Regions from separate parts of the Homo sapiens genome. Here region 1 is linked to region 2. The links are chromatin loops, found by intact Hi-C in ENCODE. Cell type or tissue: dorsolateral prefrontal cortex. All regions are shown on one strand. Each heading gives the region's core, and the rest is flanking DNA. Links, peaks and the distances in the headings are about the cores only.

What was found. A loop is a pair of places that touch in the nucleus more often than their neighbours do. Peaks named below come from ENCODE experiments on the same cell type or tissue, not always from the same donor. Only the 100,000 strongest peaks of a DNase experiment are listed, where the experiment ranks them.
Region 1: a loop joins it to region 2, with 2.0 times the contacts of the local background. A loop is called at or near these places in 6 of 110 quality-filtered maps.

What each region holds. Positions count from the first base shown.
Region 1 is chr3:16,300,975-16,306,353 of GRCh38, forward strand. It overlaps OXNAD1 (oxidoreductase NAD binding domain containing 1), which reads left to right. Exons shown (of 9, transcript NM_138381.5): 7 at 652-894; 8 at 1,666-1,774; 9 at 2,434-5,113. The coding sequence ends at 2,588. It overlaps LOC107986065 (a long non-coding RNA gene), which reads right to left and starts at 657. Exons shown (of 2, transcript XR_001740608.2): 1 at 203-657. RefSeq lists a silencer at 15-134 and enhancers at 540-1,121, 1,122-1,701. In dorsolateral prefrontal cortex, for the core only: no CTCF peak of the experiment used is centred there; a DNase peak (open chromatin) is centred at 3,311; H3K27ac peaks cover 3,807 bases.
Region 2 is chr3:16,349,627-16,355,005 of GRCh38, forward strand. All of the region lies in intron 7 of RFTN1 (raftlin, lipid raft linker 1), which reads right to left. It also overlaps a transcript of OXNAD1 not described here. Among named protein-coding and RNA genes, the nearest start is that of OXNAD1, 87 kb to the left of the region's middle. In dorsolateral prefrontal cortex, for the core only: no CTCF peak of the experiment used is centred there; no DNase peak of the experiment used is centred there; H3K27ac peaks cover 1,605 bases.

The DNA of each region.
Region 1 (5,379 bases), core at 296-5,295, 49 kb before region 2:
CGGGCATAAGTGACCTCACCAAATAGGTGCTTTATCTAGATAGGTCTATGTGATACTCCCTAGTATGAAGCCTCTGGCTGCCTGTTCTTGTTTCTCTAGGGAGACAGGAACAGCACTGAACAGTACTACAGGGCTGGTCTAAGCCTGTAGAGCTGGTCTGGCTGTGCCTTACTGAGGATCAAGAAGGAGCACCAGTACTTACACTTTTCAGCCTTGATGAACCCAGGGCAGGCAGTCTAGTGACATTTGCCACATCCTGTTTCTCTCAGCTTTGGTTAGAACACAGGAACACAACTCAGATAAAGGAGACCCATACTTCAGAGCTGTACCCTGCCTTTGAGTCCATTGCCTCTTTCCTCAATCCAGTTCATCGCCTAAGAAGTTAACAAATGGTGAAATCACTGAAGCACATCTCCTTTTCTCAGTATTGGAATGGCTGTTCATTATGGATTACGAAGGTGGATTAGCCTGTGGCCTATAAAATGAGCAAGTGGAATCAATTCACAGGGCATCGGGAAAATTGGGAGCAAGCTATAAAAATAGTCTTAAATACTGATAATACAGGAGATAGACCCAGTTTTATTAAAGTAGAACATTTGGTTTAAGACCTTTGCTACAAAAGACTAAAAGGTCTTTTCTTTCCTGCCTTAGTGTACACTTGACTGTGAAGTGGCTGTGAGAGTGGGTGGAGAGTTCTTCTTTGACCCTCAGCCTGCGGATGCCTCTAGAAACCTCGTGTTGATTGCAGGAGGAGTCGGAATTAACCCTCTGCTTTCCATCCTGCGGCACGCAGCAGATCTCCTCAGAGAGCAGGCAAACAAAAGAAATGGATATGAGATAGGAACAATAAAACTATTCTACAGTGCAAAAAATACCAGCGAACTCCTGTTTAAGGTAAGGGAGGTATAGCTTGCTGTAAGCAAACTTGTGTAGTGGTATTAATTGTTCATGAAAGTTTTTTCTCTAGGTTTTGTTTTCTCTGCAAAGGTTCAAACAAAAGGCTTGGCAAGATTTAATCATGCTTAAATGAGAACTAACCAACACACCTTACCCAAGACAAGTAAAACTGCTAGTGTTGAAGAGGCTAGCAGTTAGGTGACAGGAAAGGGTAGGTTTTGGTGGGATGGAATCTGGAGGTTAAATGAACAGAAAAGTCACAAGGGTCCCGAGATTCCAGTCAAGAGACCTACAGTGGACTAGTGTATCACAGGAGTAGGTAAGACTTAGACAGTTTGGACCCAGCTGGGTAAATGAAACCCCTGTCAGTTGCATCTGTTTAAACTAAGTGCATTTGATGAAGAAAGCTTTCACTGGGGATTGCTTTGCAGCTGCAGGAATGAACAAAAGAACAGAAACAGTTAAAAGACACAACTGTGGTCAGTGAAACTGCTGCTTAATTGCCAATGCTTGAGAAAAAGGAAAAAGAAAAAACTCCCGGAGAGTTGGTAATATGCTTGTTAGCATATTCAGATTTCAATTAAAGCCAAATAGCCCTCTGTAGTCTGAATGCTCTGGCCTGCTAGGCTGCAAACAATATCTCTCTAAGTAGAGAGCGAGAGCGGCAGACGTGTGCAGAATGGGAGTTGAGGTTCAGCGTCAATGGTTGTGCACATCTGTTTTGATTTTTTAAAATTGTAGTGTGACCAAATATGTTTGACATTCCAGAAAAATATCCTTGATTTAGTAAATGAATTTCCTGAGAAGATTGCATGCAGTTTGCATGTTACAAAACAGACTACACAAATCAATGCGGAACTCAAGCCATACATCACGGGTGAGTCCCCTAAAGATATTTTGACTATCTCCATGCAGTTATTTGATGGACACACCAGTTGGTTGAGCGTAGATGCTTTATTGTTGGAAGCTGCTGGCTGGGAATGTCACTATCTGGGGAATTGGGATGATTCCTCATGGAAAAATGGATATTTAGTTGGGTTTACTCATTATATACAGGTTTCCTATTGCCTGTGTTAAAAGTGTACTTTTCACACTTTTTAAGAGGCCTTTGCATCATCACTGTAGTGTCCATACAAATAATTTATATTCCAGATTTGGCTGAATTGATTCCATTTGCCATTAATGGTCATTTAAACAACTCATAATTTCCTCTGAAAGGATTTTTATAAAACAGTTACTTCCTTTGCTGAAGGCAATTTGTATCTCCATCAAAGACCAGTAAGCTAGCTGGCCCTTTCTGCAGAGTGCATTACGATGAGCTTCCCACTTTGCTTGCTTAGGTTTAGGAAGCCTGGAGATGCACTCTGCTTGGGTCTGGGCCCAGATGCCAATAGGAGCCATACTGTGAATGGCTTAAGAAGACTAGACTCACTGAACTTGGAAATAAACACTGTATCTGAATTGTGGTTAGTCCTTCCTCATTTGCTGATACAACCATGTCTGGCTTAATTTGGTGTTTATTCTGGTTTTTGGTAGAAGGAAGAATAACGGAGAAGGAGATAAGAGATCATATTTCAAAAGAGACTTTGTTCTATATTTGTGGCCCACCTCCAATGACAGACTTTTTCTCCAAGCAACTGGAAAACAACCATGTACCCAAAGAACACATTTGCTTTGAGAAGTGGTGGTAGGAGGCAGACAAAGGCAGAAAAAATAAAGAGGTGAGATCTACTCAGGAGAGCTCCTGTCCTTTGTGGCATGATTAATTTTTTTTATCTCTACTTGAGTTGTCTTATTTTTTAAGGCTATAAACTTAGTGACCAGCTGGATAATAAAAGCCAGCTGGCAGACTTAAATGATAAACTTTTTGCAAAGACCTCAGTGATCAAACTATTTTTTACTATACTGATTTTCTGTTATTAACAACGATTTAATTGTCTCATGATGTACCATGATTGGTCAGTATAGATTTTTCTTTTGTCTTTAGGCAAAAAAAAGATATATACTTATGTCTAATCATAGGAAAATGTGATTTTTGAGTATAAAATGTGGGCTAGCTTTAAATTATTTGACAGCCATCTATATATCTTATGTTTAATGAAAGTATAATTTAAATACAATCTTAATAATTTTACTTTGAAAATTCTTTTTATTTAATGCCTTTGTTTACTGTACCATGGCCTACAGTCTTATTTGGTCCATCAAAGTTAAGTTTGGACATGGAAAATTGTTAGGAAAACTGCTTTAGGGAGTTAAATATCCAGCATATTTGCTTTCTTGTTAATGAATATCCTAAGTGTGTATCCTGACTAATTGTTAGTTTCTTCTCAAATGAAACCCTTTCTGTGTCTTGGCTGTCTGCCTTAACGCTGTAGGAGGCAGCTTCTTGCTTGGGACAAAGGCATTGGTGATGTGTTCCATGTTGAATCTGCCTTCAGTGCCTGGGCTGGCTTGCTATGGAAATGTGCTTAGCATTGATTAGGGGGTAGAGAGCTGTTTCTAAATCCTGCTTTTCTACTTTTTATTTCACTCATTTGCCAGAATTGTTCTTGGCACCAGCAGCTCCTTAACATATAGTTGTTGAATGACTGAAAGAAAGCAACTAATGTTTTAACTCCTTGCTAAGTCTGAGATTGGGAGGCAGTCCCCTAGAGTGGATAGAAAGAATGGTGGAGCCTCATCCCAAAGCTGCTCTGATGAAACTGCTAGAAAGCAGATTGTAGTTCTTTGTTTAGATTTTTAAAAATCCAAAAGAAGTCCTGACTGAGGCCAGGCCATTCCTTTTATGACAAGTAGTCCTGGGCCCAAGGTTGCCTGCATAGAGATCACAGGAGGGTGAAGGGAGCCTGGGAAGAAGGACAGATAAGTGCTGGAGACCTAGGAGCTCCAGTTGAGATTCTGTTCTGGAGCGGATGAGAGAAGACAGGTTACCCTTTCTTATCTTTGTTGTTGCAGGCCTCCCAGGGACTTGTGGGCTTGAACAGATATGATTCATGGGACCTGAAGGTGACTCTAGCTTCTGCCCAGTTTTGAGTTTTGTCAAGTTTTAAGCAGAGATCATTTGTCAACTATTTTGATCCCAGATTTGAATTTGGGGAGGAAGGGAGGAGCTACTGACCTGATGGGAATATCATAATCCATTCAAGGAAATGGTCATTAGTACCTCAGAGGTGAAGGGAATATGTGAAGCTCTGGATCACTACAAGGAGCCCTGACTTACCAGTTGGCCCCAAAGTGCCCAGGCTGAGGGCATAGGAGCATGATGAGATGCAAGGATGTGGGATTATCAAGGGGCACGTCTACTAACTGGTGAAGGCAGTCTGCGGGGGAGGACACCTAAAGGTATGCGGAAAGTACCTAACCCAGACCTCTCTGCATTAGGAGTGGAGGTGCAAAGTGAGCATCTCCAGTGCAGCATGGGATGGGAAGATAGGGAGGTGTCGCCCACTGTCTCGGTTTAGCCAGCACCACGGCTGGCTGTGTGCCTGCTACTGTCAGAGAGCAAGGGTCATCTGTCCTGCCCAGCTATGCCTGCCACCCTGTTGCTGACTCAGTATTGGCAGAATTGCTGAGATGGGCCAGGTCATCACCTTTGCCTGGAGTGTTCATCCTTTCAGTGCCATTATTCTGGTGCTAAGTGCTGAAGAACATTTTCAGGTCTAGCCGAGAATGTCCTCTTGCTCTTGCCTGCCAGGCCTGTCCAGATCTTTTTGGTACTTAAATTGAGCTAACTCCAGCCAGAGTGGCTTGGAATTCATAGTGCGGTGGCTCAGAGTATAGGCTCGAAAGCCCTTGAGCCAGATTGCCTGGGTTCAGATCTCACCTATACTACTTACTAGGTAGATGACCTTGAGCAAGTCACTTAACTGCTCTATGCCTCATTTAAAATTACATACAACTACATGTAAAAGGGAGATGATACTGCTGCCTACCTACCTACATGATAGGGCTGTTACGGGGATTGAAGGTGATCATACATGTAAAGTGCTTGGCAGAGCACTGCATGAGTGTGTTGTCGTTATTAATTTGCTATTCCTTGTCCTATTCAGAAAGGATTTCAAGAGGCTGGATGCCTTAGATGTGGTCTAACTTGAAACCTTCATGTGGGTGTGCGTCTGTCTTGTTTATTGCTGTGCCAGGCACAAAATAGGTATTTCATAAATATTTGTTAATATGCTCAGAGTTGATAAGCTGGATTAAAGTGACTTCTTAAGGATCCTCTGGCTCTATGAGTTTGAAAAAATGTTTCTTCTTTTGACATAAGACCCTTTCCCAGCCTACTCAAGGGACTAGGTTAGTCTGATATTTGTATCTTTCTCAGATTTTATTTATATTTTTTCAAACATATGACAAAGTAGAGATAGTAAAATGACTTCTCGTGCATCCATCACCCGGCTTCCATGACTAGCAGCATTCTGTTTTTGTCAGCCCTCAGCTTCTTTGTGGGGGTGTTCTTCTTGCTGGTGTGTTTTCAAGCAAAGC
Region 2 (5,379 bases), core at 216-5,215:
AATGGGATTATTCAACTCCTATTTTACTTGCTTTTCTACAAGGAGACAAATTTGGCTAAAGTCTAAGAGACTGTGAAGTTTTCTCCCCATTAATGGCATCACAGCATTTGTATCTGATTCATCAGGATTCTCCTGAGAAAGAGAATCAGTAGGCTATCTTGTATCTAGAAAGATTCATTTTGAGGAACTGGCTTACATGACTGTGGAGGATGTAAAATCCAAAGTTTGCAGGGTAGCCCAGCAGGCTGGATATTCCAGCAGGAGTCGATGTTGCAGTTTTGAGTCTGCAGGCTGAATTCCTTCCTCTTCCGGGATCTCAATCTTTTTTCTTAAGGCCTTCAACTGATTGAAGTCCACTCACATTAGGAAGGGTAATGTGCTTTACTCTTCTACTGAGTGGAATGTTAATCACATCTAAAAATACTTTCATAGCAACATCTAGATTGGTGTTTGATCAAGTAAGTGAGTACTATAGCCCAACAAAGCTGACATAAAATTAACCATCACAGGACAATTCTGCAACTTAATTTTCTCGTTTAACATTTCCTGTAATTCCTTCCATGTCAGCTTATACAGAATGACCTCATCTATAATAAGAATATATTATCCTTTGTTTAACCATTCCCCTACTGATGGACATGAACATTATTACCTTTTTTGATATTACAAGTAATGCTGAGATAATATCCTTGTCTATGCCTTCTTGTGAACACATGCATTTGTTTCTTTAGAAGAGATGGACATGAAGTATGAAATTGCTGAGTCATGGATGGGCGTGGGCATTTCAAATTGTTAACAGATGTTAGCAGTTTGCCCTCTGAAGCAAACTTGAAAATTTTAAATGAGCTCAAGCTGAGATGAATCACTTTTTTTTTTTTTTTAAAGGAAAAGGCACTCATCCATACATACTATTCTGTAAACAGGTGTGTAACTGTCAAGGTGAGTGGCACACAAGAATTTGATAAAAGTCAAAGTACTGAAGGCGCTGCTAAAGTAGATCTGAGGCTATTCTGACTTCCTCGTTACTCACCTGTGCTATGATTTGCTTTGCAGTGGGAAAGGATGGAGATGCAGCCTGGGAGGGGTTTGGGTGTTGATTCCTGGGCCTTTCATGGGAGTGATTATTCACAGGAAAATCATCCCTATCACAGGAAAAAGGCAGAGAACTGCTGTCTTTGGCACTAAAGACTATGATCTCAGAACCAAAGTAATTATCTTGGAGAAACTGTGGCAATAGAAGAAAAAAGCCAGATGGTTTAAAAAGAACAAATATTGGCTCCCTTGTGAATTCTAGAAACCATAGAAATTGATGTTACTCCCTGGCAAATCCTAGAGTGGATTCTTAAAGAGATGGTTGGGAGCCTTTGAAAGCAAAAGCTTGAGCCCCAGAAACCTGCAGAACTTCATGAAGAACAAGTGAGACCTAATGTGTTATTACACAGGATTCACAGGATTATGAGACAGGGTTACAGGCCAGAGTAGGTTTCAGTTACAGAAAAGTGTGTCATCGAGCCTTTCATGTAAATACAATAGAGGAATGGAAGATGGAACAACAGGGCCACCTGAATCCACTGCAGAATGGTTTGGGTTAGTGTCAGGCACTGGTGGAGAGATTCCTGCAGCGCGCCAAGGACTGTGTCCTTGATCCAGTCTGTTTGCCATTGAGACCAGTCAGGAGCCTCCATACATATGAAGCCTTCAGGGAAGCCAAGGCTGGAAGATCCCCAGAATGAAGGATGATATATCCATGATCAGAAATGTCTTGACAGGCTGGGGAAATGGGCAGAAGCGAATAGTATGAAATAAAATGGGGGTTAACTCAACAAAAGATTGAATACGCAGGCAGAGAGTGGAGAAGAGCTGACTCCAGAGCCTCATGACAAAGTCTGCGGGGTTGCAGAGGCTGTAATGATACCCTAAGCCATTCTACCTGAGGCTGTACTTGCAGAAATACAAGTCCACCCTGACAGAAGTCAAGTCCTCGCAGGTAGCAGCTGCTTTCTAGGATGCTCATGCCCTTCTGACCTCACCAACTGAGCACTTCAGGGGTAAGCTGTATATAAGTTAGACCCATTATCCTAATTACATGTCTTAATTTAAATGATTTAAAAGCATATAAACTATAAGTGCAAAAACAAGTTGTTTCTCAAAAAACTAAGTTGAATTCCTTGAATAGACTCAGCAAAGAACAATCACTAAAAAGTAACAACTGGCTGAATTAGGGGTGTGTTGGGTGAGGGGACTAGAAAGACTAGAAAAAAAAATCATGAAAACATGGATTCTGCAGTCAGATTCCATTGATATTTTAAAGAAACTGACACTGGGCATTGTAGCCAGCACACTTTGGGTGTGGTTTATATGAGAAAGATGAGGCAGAACTCTACTTCAGCAGACACTCAACTCAAAAAGACTGGCAAATGGACATGTATTTACATACTTTACATTCAAATAAAATGTGTAAGATAGGAATCTGATTTGCTTTGGGTCTCTTTAATTGGCTTTTTCAATTAACCCACCAGCCACCATACCAATTGCATCAGCTGTAAGTGCTTTTTCTACTCTCTTATGTTCCATTCTGGCACCAAATTTCACGATAAGCACTGATATGCTAGAACATATTCCAGGGAGAGGGATAAACATGGAAAAGGCTCTATGGCTCAGGTAGCACCTGGTGGTGTCTATAAGCTCTGATGGGCTGTCAGGCTCAAAGATAAACAGATTCAGAGGGAAGAAGAGGGTCTCTGTATCTTGCTCTTTACCTATTCATCTATGTAGTTTTTTCCTTTCCTTTCCAAGAATTACCCTTTCTGCTCACATACTAGACTGTAAACTCAAAGAAAGTAAACAAAATACCTGTTATAAATGCCCTATGGATAGACATTTATCTTACAAATGCCTTTAATTTTAGGCTGTAGGTTTCCAACCGAGCAAAATGCAATTATTTGTATTTGACTCTACAGGTTCCCTAGCCCAACCTCCTCTGTGCTTTTAGCATAAAACGAAGGCAATGGGGGGAGGATCTGTCTCACTGATGATACCAGGTGACTGACACAGAAAGCAGTATGTAGTGAGGGCTTACTATGTGCCCAGTCCTACATTCACAACTTTTTAATATATTTTCTCTTTTAATTCTCATCAATTTTGAGAGGTTGTTACCAGTATCCCCATTTATACAACTGAAAATAGAAAAAGCAGGTGTGGTTTACTTTTCACATAGTCTGTCACTCAGCTTGGAATCAGAGAGGCAGGATGCACACTCAGGCCAGACTCTGGAATCTCCGCTGTCTTGCCAACGTGCTGCACTGTCCGCACACTACATTTTCGTGTGTCCATGCACGTGAAGAGAGAGGGAAGCCAGCGAGACAGGGTGGAATTGGAATGGCACATCTACACAGAGCTGAGGGATCAGCACAGGAGGAGGAAAGAGGCAGGAAAGGGACAGACCAGTCCCCACTGTGAGACATGAGAAAGAGCTGGGCAGGGACGTTTTGTGGTCGGAGAGCTAGAGATTATAGGCCTGCCTGGGAGGACAGTGGTTACCAGAAAAGCAGAGTTAACTAGAAGCCAAAAGGGACCTGCTCAGGCCTTAAAAAGGAAAAATCTTTCCCAGAGGCCAAAAGGGTGGGGAAAAGAAGTAGCTGGGTCTCAAGGGTAGAAGACGTGAGAGCTGGAAAAATGCCCCCAGCCTTAGAGAGGGGCAGGCAGGAGAGGGGCTGTCTGCAGGCCCAAGTCAGGGTCTGACGGAGCCTCTTCAAAGAGCTGAGGTGCGGGGGAACCTGTCCCGGACTGGACATTGCTGGGCTGTGCTGGTTACAGAGCTGTCTACACTTAGTTCCCCTAAGACAGGGATTCTCAAGGTGGGGTTCCCACACCAGCAGCAGCAGCTCACTTGAAAATGTTTTAGAAATGAAAATTCTTGGGCCCCATCTCAGAGCCACCGTTAAAGACTAAATGTTTTCTATCCTCCCACAATGCGTATGTTGAGGCTCCAAGCCCTAGTTTGGCTGTATTTGGAGATGGGGCCTCTACAGAAGTAATTAAGGTTAAATGAAGTCATACGCATGGGACCCTGATTGAACAGGATTAGTGTCCTTATAAGAAGAGACACCAGAGTAGCCCCCTCCCACCTGTGCGTGCTCAGAGGCAAGGGCATATGAGGATACAGTGAGAAGGAAGCCATCTGCAAGCCAGGAAGAGAGCCCTCACCAGAAACCAAACCCTCCCAGAACCTTGATCTTGGACTTTTCAGCCTCCAGAACTGAGAGGAAAGAAATTTCTGTCGTTTAATCCGTCTAGTCTGGTATTTTGTTATGGCAGCCCAAGCAGACTAAGACATCCATTGAATAGGAAATAGGGGTAGAGCCTGGATAGCTGTGTTTTAAAAAGTTCTCCAGGTGATTCTGATACAAGCTCAATTTTGAGAAACACTAGTCTACCTTGGGCTGAACCAAAAAGCCTTCAACCCAATCAGCAAGCATTTACTGGAGTGCCTTGGAGAACAAAGATGAATATTCCCAGACCAAGAAACTCACAACGGAGGGAGGAAAGTGGACAAATAACAAGGATAGAGTACAACAGGAGCTGTGATAGGGTCATGCCCAGAGAGTTATGAGAACACAGAGGAGGGGTCTTTCACCCTGCAGGAGGTGACCTAAGAGCTGACTCCTGAAGGTTGTTTCCACCAGCTGCAAAGAGGAAAAGAAACCCATAAACCAAGGAGTTACAGTCTTCCCACAAGATCTCTCCTCCATCTGCTTTCAGGAGATGTCAATCTCAGAGGCTGCGTTAGCCTGACTGCGTGGAGCAGAAACTTGAGACAGCACTGGGCAGTAAGCCTGAAGGTACTGAGGATGCCCAAGTCACCTCCTTTGACACAGTTCTGTCCCCCAGGCATTGACACTCCAGGCCTCTGATGGGAGCAGCAGCCTTGATGATCTCAGAAATGCCTTCAGGTCTTCCTTTCGTTGTCTTGGTGAATAGCATATGGCATCCTTCCACCAGCACCAATCTCCCTATCAAACAGTAGCCTGGCCAACCTTGGTTTTGTCTTCTGAATACACTTTCTCATTCTTGACAACGAAGCCAGGCTGAGAATTTTCACAATCTTTAAGCTCTGCTTCCCTTTTGATTACAAACTCCATTTTCAGTTTGTTTCTCTCTTCCTGCATTTTACTATCAACAGCCAAGAACAGCTACACTGCACCCTGAACACTTTGCTTAGTGATTTCTTCCACCAAATATCCTAGTTCGTCCCTCTTTGGTTCTGCCTTCCACAAAGCGCTAGGACACGAACACAATTTAGCCAAGTTCTTTGCCACTTTATAATAAGGATGGCCTTTCCTCCAGTTTCCAATACCTTGTTCCTCATTTCCATCTAAG